Regions from separate parts of the Homo sapiens genome. Here regions 1 and 3 are each linked to region 2. The links are chromatin contacts, found by Hi-C or POLR2A ChIA-PET in ENCODE. All regions are on one chromosome and are shown on one strand. Each heading gives the region's core, a stretch centred on a gene start or an enhancer-like site at or near the end of the contact. The rest is flanking DNA. Distances are from core to core; before and after follow the strand shown.

Region 1 (3,045 bases), core at 341-2,840, 970 kb before region 2:
ATTGTTTCTCTCTGGCCATGCCTGGGAAGGTGGCCTTGGAACCTTGGAGATGGGTGGGGTTCCAGCTGACTGCATGTGCTTTCAGTTCAGGGTTTCTAGGCTGGGAGAGAAACAGTACTTTTGACTGAATGACTAAGGACTTTAGAGGCTTAGGTGCCACTAAAAGCACTTTCTTTTATTGAACGCTGTGCCTCAAACATGAAAACTCCAGGTGACAGGAGTTTTTATGTTTGAGGCAGGGTGCAGTAAAAGAAAGTGCTTGTTGGCTCTGAGGCCTCTGGCTGGCATTTTCCCTCTCCTGTGAGGGGGAGGAAGTGAGGGGCCCAGGCCTAAAACAAGATGGACAGGTCCGAGGCCTGTCCCACCTGTCAGTTGCTGATCTTCCGAGGAGGGCTTAGGTTGAGCCTCTCTTAGGAAGGCAGTGGTGGGGGCCCGAGAAGAGCCACAGGAGGTATCCTGAGCCATGGGTGGTTTCTCCCTGTGTTCTCCCACCCCAGCTCTGGTGCCACACCCTGAAAAAGGCTTGAGCTACTGCAGGCTGGCTCTCCCCCAGTGAGTGGGAAGTTCTCATGAGAAAAGGGATCCTGACTGGACAATAGGCTTCCTGTCTGACTGCTAGGAAGATTTGTCTCATAGGAGAGGAAGGTTGCAAATGGCATGAGAAACCATCTCACTTCCCTCTCACTGCAGCCTGTTTTAGACTTGACTATTTGGCGGGATCGGGAAGCCAGAAGGCTGGGCAGAGCCATGGACCAGAGCAGCCCCAGGTATCTCTTAAGTAGTGGGACTCCTGCCTGTTTTCCGGCTCTCACCACAAGTCCACAGCAGGAATCTGTCCCAATGCAGGAATTTCTGCATGGACAGGATGATCTCTAGCCCCTCACACCTTGTGCTGTATCCAAAACCACAATGGTTGCAGGACTTTTGCGAAGGAACCTTGGAGAGGTAGTGAGGCCCGCCAACTTTAGACAAATTTGCAAATGTCAGAAGAGATCTCAGAGGTGATCTGGTTCATTGCCTTCATGTATTGAAACTGAGGCCCAGAGTCTACGGGCAGTACCCAGTTTGTCCTTGTCACTGGACTCTGCCATCTGTGGCTCCCTTGACAGATTATGGGTGTGAGAGAAGCCTGACTCCGAGACCCTCTGATACTGCCCAGTGCTGTGGAATGGGAATACAGCCTTCTGGGGTTCAAATCCTAACTGTGCCACCCACCTGCTGGGTGAAATTGAGCAAGTATCTCAACCCCTGGCTCATCTGTGTAATGCATTGTTATGTTTCTAGAGGGTTTTTTGTGAAACTTAAATGAGTTACATATGTAAAGTGCTCAGATAGTGCCTGGCCTGTAGTCAGTGAACACAAGCTGTTGTTATTAGGAGGCTTCAGAAGAAACCTTTTGACCATATCAGATGTCATCACTTGTTTTTTCTTCTTTGTATTTGTCTGGAATGCTCTAATTCCAACTTGCCTGGGAGGCTTTCTTTAGGGGAATCACCTCCCCTTTGAAAAAGGCTGTTCATACTGGGTATAACTCTTTCTTTTATATGCTGTACGAAGTAGCTGGATGTCTCCAAAGCCATAGGCTGAGCACATCAAATGGGGAAATGAGCCACAAAACAGAACCTGGCAGGTTTCCTGATGCCCTGCCCCCCTCAGCAGGCCCCGGCTTAACTGAGTGGTCAGGCTTGCAGCTTAGAAGCCAGAGTTCCTGGTGAATCCAGCCCTGCCAATTACAAATGTGTGGCTTGAGGCAGATCACTCAACTCAGTTAAGCCTTATTGTCCTTATCTGTAAAGTGGAGAAAATATAGTACCTGCTTCATGTAGAGAGAGAACCCAGAAGAGTACTTGGCACAGGTAATAAACTATCTGTTTGCAATAATTACTGTTTTCCTTATTCCAAAACAAACAGAACTATACATTTAAACACCTTTGTTCTCTGTATTGACCTTGCTTTTTCTCTGGATCTCTTTGCTTCTACAAACCATTGAAGGCTAGAAGTAGAAATATAACCTTTATATATAAGAAAGGGTTTTGAGAGCAAGCACATAAATAGTGCTTTTCTAAATAACTTTAAGAGACCCTTAGTGCTAAATGCCTCCTTCTTTCCACATCTTCAGCCTCACATTTCATGCCCTGTCGTGTGGTTCTGAACCTTTTCCACTGTTTTCAGATCCCCAGACCTGTCCTGACTGCTGGCCAAGGACTCCTTCACTGAGACTGTGCTGTCCACTACAATAGCCACTACTAGGTGGCTGCATGTGGTGACTGAGAACTTGAAATGTGTTTAGTCTGAGTTGAGGTGTGCTATAAGTGTAACCGGAAAGGGGTCCAGATTCAGACCCCAGGAGAGGGTCCTTGGATCTTCCACAAGAAAGAATTCAGGGCGAGTCCACAGAGTAAAGTGAAAGCAAGTTTATGAAGAGAGTAAAGGAATAAAAGAATGGCTGCTGTATAGACAGTATAGACAGAGCAGTGTGGCATGGGCTACTCGGCTGAGTGTATTTATAGTTATTTCTTGATTATATGCTAAACAAGAGGTGGATTATTCATTAGATTTCCAGGAAAGGGGTGGGAATTCCTGGAACTGAGGGTTCCTCCCCTTTTCAGACCATATAGGGTGACTTCCTATGTAGCCGTGGCATTTGTGAACTGTCATGGCTATGGTGGGGGAGTGTCTTTTAGCATGCTACTGCATTATAATTAGCATATAATGAGCAGTGAGGACACCGGAGGTCACTTTCGTCACCATCTTGGTTTTGGTGGGTTTTGGTCGACTTCTCTGCCCAACCTGTTTTATTGGTGTGGTCTTTTGTGACATGTATCTTGTGACCTCCTATCTCATCCTATGATTTAGAATGCCATGCCTAACCTCCTGGGAATGCAGCCCAGTAGATCTCAGCCTCATTTTACTCAGCCCCTATTCAAGATGGAGTCGCTGTCATTCAGATGCCTCTTATATAAGTGTACAGACTACTATGAGAAAAAGAATATAAAGTATCTCATTAGTGAATTTTTATGTTGACTCCATGTTGAGATGTAATCA
Region 2 (3,047 bases), core at 49-2,548:
TATCCCATGGGCTTACTAGATGTACCAGTAGCCACCCACCCAAAGCAGAGAGGTGCCTAAAAATCACCTGCAGGTAGCGCTGAGGCCAGCCTCCAGCCTGGCTGTCACCCCCTCCACCCCTGGATTCCCTTAAGAGTCCTGGCCTGGGCCGGGTGTAGTGGCTCACTCCTGTAATCCCAGCACTTTGGGAGGCTGAGGCAGGCAGATCACCAGAGGTCAGGAGTTCGAGACCAGCCTGACCAATATGGTGAAACCCCGTCTCTATTAAAACTACAAAAATTAGCTAGGCATGGTGGCGGGCATCTGTAGTAGTCCCAGCTACTTGGGAGGCTGAGACGGGAGAATTGCTTGAACCCAGGAGGCAGAGGTTGCAGTGAGCCGAGATCGCACCACTGCACTCCAGCCTAGGCAATAGAGCGTGACTCCATTTAAAAAAAAAAAAAAAAAGAGTCCTGGCCTAGCACCCCAACTTCTTATCCAGATTCTACCTCTTGGCCCAGCTATTTCTCCATCTTTCTGGGCCCTGTCTGTGGTGTCAGCTGAGGCTCCACACCCTATAACCAGCCTAGCCCTGCCTCCCTTGCCTCCCCCAAAGTCTGAACCCTGGTCCACAGCCAGGTATGCCAGTTCCCACCGGATCTGCAGGGGAACTAGAAATATTTTTACCAAATAAGTGCCAGAAATTGATTGCTGTGGTTCCTTTAACCCTTTGTGGGAAGGGGGAGGCTTCCCCATTTCCAGGCCTCTTTGCTTCCCCTGCCCCTGTCACCACCATTTTATGCATTCAAAAACTGTTATTTTATTTTATTTTTATTTTTATTTGTTAAATGGTCCTTTTCCTAGACTGCCAGGGTCAGCAAACAGAAGTGTCTGTTCAAAGAGGGAGGGCTGGACGGGAAGAGGGCTGCTAGGCCCGGTCAGAGAGGACTTCAGGCAGGGAGCGTGGAAGCTGTGGACAGGACAGCTTTTAGCTCTGGGAGCAGGTGCTGGAGCCAAGTCACACACAGGTAGCAGTCAGTGAGGTTCACATCCAGGAACCTTTTTACAGAAACCCCTCTCTCTCTCTGTACAGCTGTATAAGCACCAGCACAGGCTCCGACAACATGCAGGTGAGGAAGGGGACAGAAGGGCCTAAGATCCCACCATGGAGAGAGAGGGAGGAGAGGGGAGGGGGGCTTGTAGCATCAGCTTATCAGAAGGACCCCCTGGTGCACCAGAAGATTGTAGTCCTGGGTGAACAAGAGCTGCCCTCGGGGGTTAGCAGCCTGTTGCTTCTGTTGACTTGGCTTTCTGCCCTGCAGCCAGTGAAACCTGACAGGTCAGTTTCTAGATCTGGGCTGATTCTCTTTCACTTCCTGGTTCTCATACCTTCATCTTGACAGTCTGTGTATTTCTCCTCATTCTGTGAAAGAATGGAGTTTTTTGGTCCTAAATGCTCAAAAAAAATCTGGTCTCTTAAAAAATCTCAGCAATTCTGATACCTGGGAAGTTATTTAAGGGGTCAGAATGACTGACGTTAGACCCCTGAAGATTGAAATCAGTGACTTGTCTCTATCCTGAGGTGTCTTCTGTCAGTGTGGAAAAGTCTGGGCACAAAGAAGGAACAGAGCATCAGCATTCTCCCCCAGCCACCCAGCCGGGTTGTGAACAGAAGCACCAGTTTTGCCTCCTAAGTCTCTGTTTTTATTTGCTTTGAAGAAGCAGACAGGTGCCTTTTTCCTGTCTCTTTTTTTGTACTCCCTCCGAAGTATGCAACATACTTTGCCGTTGGTCAATGCCTACTAGATATTTGAGTGGTTAAATGGAGGCGAGGTGGCTCAGCAGGGTTGGGATTAGAGGGAGGTGCCTAGGGCACGAAATTTCAATCATTCTTCAAGGCCATTTAGTCATCCTCCAGGCGTGTCATCACTCTAGTCCCAGCCCTGTGGCTCCCTGTGGCTCAGGGCTGGTAAGGGAAAGCTCAAAGGGACATGGTTTACTCAAAGATGGCTGTTTGTGGGATGGGGAAGCTCTCCACCATGAGACCTGCCTGCCATAGCTTCCTCTTGCCTGGGACACCTAGGTCTCTCATGTCCAGACATGTGGCTTGTATGAGCTGGTCACTAGCCTACCAGAAAGCCCCCTCTCTCAGGAACTGCAGAGACAAATATACATGAAAGGGAACTTGAGGGAAGTCAGAGGCAGATGTTACTGGTACAAGACTAAAAAGAATTCTAAGAATGTTAACTAACATTTTTTTCATGCTTGCTATGTGCCAAGCCCACATTAAGTACTTTATGGCCATTATTTTATATAATCCCTCCAACAACTAGATTAGGAAGGACTTGGATTCTGGAGCCAGACAGCTTCAGCTTAAATCCCATCTTTGTCTCTTTCACGTTGTGTGGACTTGGGAAATTTCTTCAGCTCTCTGGGCCTCAGCTTCCTCACCTATAAAATTGAAACAGTAATAGTACCCACATTGGAGTATTCTGAGGATTATATCAGTAATACATGTAAAACAATGAGACCAGCATCTGTACAAGGTAAGCACTCAACAAATATTGGCCATGATGGTGATGATGATGATGAAGATGATGATGAAGAGATGATGATTGCCTCTGGTAGCTTATTCCTAAGGCTGCCTACAACAAAGTCCCACAAACTGGGTGACTTGAGATAATAGAAATGTATGATCTCACAGTTCCAGGGGCTAGGAGTCCAAGATCCAGGTGCTGGTGGGTTGTTATTCTGAAAGATGTGAGGAAGAATCTGTTCCATGCCTCTCTGTGAGGTTCTGGTAGCCTCAGGCATTCCTTGGCTTATGGATGGCTCTCTTCTCCCCATGTTTTATCATGTCGTCTTTCCTCTGTGTGTGTCTGTCTTTGTGTACATATTTCCCCTTTTTATAAGGATACCAGTCACACTGGATTAGGCCCTACTGTAATGACCTCAACTTGATCACCTCTGTAAAGATCCTGTCTCCAAATAAGGTCACATTCTTGTGTACTGCAGGTTAGGACTTCAACATATCTTTTGGTGGTGGAAGGGTGGGCATAATTCAACCC
Region 3 (3,048 bases), core at 404-2,903, 660 kb after region 2:
GCAGGAGACAGGAATCCAGGGCTTTGCCGTCGTCATAGCAACCAGAAGTTCCGCGGTCCCCTACCCTCCCGCGACTTTTTCCACTTCCTCCGCCTGCAGGGCCCAGCCGCCGCTTCTCTCGCGAGACTTGTGCGCCGCGCTAAGCCGCTCCGTGGTGATCTCACCCGAGACTTGGGGGAGAGGGAGGAGTGAAGGAGGGGAAGGAATGGGGCGGGAGGCGGGGCGGGGAGGGGAAGGGCGAGTGAGGCGCCGCCACTGCCGGCAACTTTGTGAGCGAGTTCAGTGCGTGCGTGAGCGAGTGAGCGAAAAGTCAGTGCAGCGCCGAGTCCCCGGCTGGAGGGTCCCCGGGGAGGGCCAGGTCTGGGCCCCAGAGGCCGCCCCCGCAGCCACTCCATTCCCTCCCGCCTCTGTGGCTCCCTCCCCATTTCCTCCCCCACCGGTCGTTGGGGCCTTCCCGCCCCCGTCCGCACTTACCTGTCCCCTCCCCCATGCGGTACGCACCTCCTCATCCCCCCCCCGGCAACCTCGCGCCCACCTTGGACCTTCGGAGCCCGGACCCCCGCACTTGCTTCCCGTACTGGCCGCCCCCTCAGTTCTTTCTGCTGGCGGGCGGGATGGGGGCGCTGAGCCTCGGGGACGGCGCGAGCGGGGGCCCGGGCGCCTAGACAATAGTTGATGCCCAAGGACGGGGCCACCTCCGCCTTCCCCTCCTCCGGGAGCTCGGCCCCCGCCGGCCCCCCGCCAGCCTGTATTCCGGGTCCCCCTCGGAGCCAGCCTCGGGAATTGGGCTGATTCCACCCCCGCCTCCCTCGGGCCCCCCTCCGCTCCGCGCTCGGCGCCCGCCTCGGGCCGGCCTCGCCGCTCTCCGCAGAGGAGGCGGCGAGTGAGCGCGCGCCGGCCGTCTACACGGTTTCTCTTTCTCCCCAGGGAGAGCGCGCGGCGGACGCGCCCGGGACGCGCGGCGGCACCGGGAGGCCGGGCCGAGCGGTAAGTGGTCCCCGCGCCCGGGTCCTGGGGGGAGCGGGGGTGCAGGACGGCTGACAGCCCCCTGCCCTGTTTCTGGCCGGGGTTGGGGTCCAGGGCCCGGAGCAGGACCCCAGGAGGCCGGTTAAAGTTTGATTTTCGATTTGGTGGCTTGCTGGTAGCTTAGCCCGGCGGGGGCGAGTCCGGCTTCACCGCGCCCGGCGCGCGCGCACGCACCCCAGAACCCGAATCTGCACAACTACTGGGCAGGCGTCTCTGCGGGAGGCCAGGAGACCCGCGTCCCGGTCCGGGCGGTTGCGTCCACCCCGCTGAGCTGGTCGCCACCTGGCGACCCTTCCCCTCCAGTCACCTGGGTGAGCGCTTTGCAGCCTGAGCTGGAGTAGGCAGGCCGAGTTGGTTGAGTTGTGGGAAATGGAGACGAACAGCTCGGTGCCCGAGGGTGGTTAATTTCCCCTTTGGGGGTCTTGGGGACATGAAATTTTGGGATGCTCTAACCTGCTTTCCGGGGAGCGAGTAAACCGCGAAAGGGCTGGGAAGGCGTGAGGGTGCCGCAAAAAGAACTTTTCCTCCTTCGCCCCATCTGTTACCAGCTTCTCTCCTGACCTTAAAGGAAATTTCCGAGGCTCTTAAATCGCTCCACGGCATTTCTAGGTGGACCAGTAATCGTGTTGGGCAGGTTGAAATTTCATCGCGGTTTGGAGAACAGAGAGACATGGGAAATGGCTCACTTCCAAGGAAGATGTTTAGCTAAATTGTTGGCATTCGTTTTCTAAGAGAAGCATTTGGGGATTGATGGCTCCTAGACTACGATTACCTTATAGATTTTATTTTTCCTGACGGGTAGTTTAGAGGCAGCATTCGCTGAAATGCATACTACCTGTGAAACGATCATGTTTCTAAACTGGAGCCAGCGATGTGATGCAAATTTCAGAATAAAGGTGTCGACTTTCATCAGGTTCCAGGTCTATCTGGATGGACTGGGATTGGCGTTTCCTCTATAAAGCAAACCTTTCATGTTGAAACTCTGAGTCAGACTCTTAAAGCCATTGTCTTTATGCTGGTACTCTGTGGGAGTTAAGTGTCAACTTTCTCCTGTTTTCTCCTATGGAGTATCCGTCCAAGGCAAAGATTCTCTGACTGAATCTTTTGGAAACGTGCAAGGTTAGATCATACTGAATTCTGCAGCCAGTTTAGTAATAATATTAGTTTTCTATATAATCCTGATTTAACGACTGTCATTTTTCTCTTCGTTTTTTGAAAGCTGCAATTAAGCTACCTTTACCAGGATTTAAAAAAGAGGATAATATGGAACAGTGGTAATAACAGTAGGTCTCAGCTAATTTATTATGGCCACCGATGTGTCCAACTATTAGATGACATCCCAGTTATTAACTACAATATTAATATTAAAACATTTTTCCCATGGAATCAATTATGCTAAAGCATTAACAATTAACAGTGCATTTAAAATGATGAGTGATTGTTTCCACATAAATGGTTAGAGGCAAAATAAGAGATTTGGGGGATGAATGGCTTTATGTCTCTGACAACTAATTTTCTTATTAATGCTTAAGTAAAGGACTCTTGAAGTTGACTGTCATTTGATTTTTCTAGTTGACTGAGTGAACAAGTTTGGTGAGTGGCTTGAGACAGTCAGTAGGTGTTGCTGTTGTTAGCTTCTCTGCAGTTCCTGCTTCTGCTCCTCGAGTTTGAAATTGCAATTCTGGTACAGTGAACTTTTAAAATCTGAAGTATCAGTCAGTGATAGTTGTGATTTCATTGGAGGAGTCTATGGCAAGGTTGACTTCAACTCCAGGTAATAATTGCAAAGCACCTCTCTGATACTTTGTACTGAGATTCATTTAACTCTTCTTTTGTCTCTGTCCTTACACTAGTATTTTCAGGCTTCTGCATTTGCTTTGCTTTTGCTTTGAAGTATGTGTGTAATTTTGGTATAGTGCCCCCATCTTCATTGTTTAGGAACTTTTAAAAAACACTTTCTAGTGAGTTTATTGAAGTCATAGATTGAAGATTGCTTGAGATTAGCAGTTTTGTAGACTTCGG

What was found. A loop is a pair of places that touch in the nucleus more often than their neighbours do. ChIA-PET counts read pairs that join two places held with the same protein, here RNA polymerase II (POLR2A). Pooled maps may share reads with other maps.
Region 1: a map with no recorded cell type shows a loop between it and region 2 (3-fold over the local background). The contact joins two enhancer-like sites. A Hi-C loop is called at or near these places in 3 of 37 single-sample maps with no recorded cell type and 3 of 50 pooled maps.
Region 3: a map of B cell shows a loop between it and region 2 (9-fold over the local background). The contact joins the promoter of SIPA1L1-AS1 here to the enhancer-like site in region 2. A Hi-C loop is called at or near these places in 3 of 168 maps with a recorded cell type or tissue (B cell, CD8-positive, alpha-beta T cell and naive thymus-derived CD4-positive, alpha-beta T cell), 2 of 37 single-sample maps with no recorded cell type and 12 of 50 pooled maps. POLR2A ChIA-PET finds 5 or more read pairs at or near these places in 1 of 52 experiments (activated CD8-positive, alpha-beta memory T cell).

What each region holds. Positions count from the first base shown.
Region 1 is chr14:69,694,486-69,697,530 of GRCh38, forward strand. The region is part of intron 2 of SUSD6 (sushi domain containing 6); the gene reads left to right. Among named protein-coding and RNA genes, the nearest start is that of SRSF5, 71 kb to the right of the region's middle. RefSeq lists an enhancer at 1-50. Within about 2 kb of position 1,591, at least 20 of the 41 ENCODE cell types and tissues checked have a DNase peak (open chromatin) inside an H3K27ac peak, as active enhancers do.
Region 2 is chr14:70,664,298-70,667,344 of GRCh38, forward strand. All of the region lies in intron 1 of TTC9 (tetratricopeptide repeat domain 9), which reads left to right. Among named protein-coding and RNA genes, the nearest start is that of TTC9, 24 kb to the left of the region's middle. RefSeq lists enhancers at 1,429-1,588, 2,086-2,586, 2,587-3,047. Within about 2 kb of position 1,299, at least 19 of the 41 ENCODE cell types and tissues checked have a DNase peak (open chromatin) inside an H3K27ac peak, as active enhancers do; they include B cell, where a contact is called at or near this core.
Region 3 is chr14:71,320,195-71,323,242 of GRCh38, forward strand. It overlaps SIPA1L1-AS1 (SIPA1L1 antisense RNA 1), which reads right to left and starts at 1,654. Exons shown (of 4, transcript NR_184180.1): 1 at 1,480-1,654. SIPA1L1 (signal induced proliferation associated 1 like 1) reads left to right here and starts at 282. Exons shown (of 24, transcript NM_001386936.1): 1 at 282-309; 2 at 928-987. RefSeq lists a silencer at 181-1,200.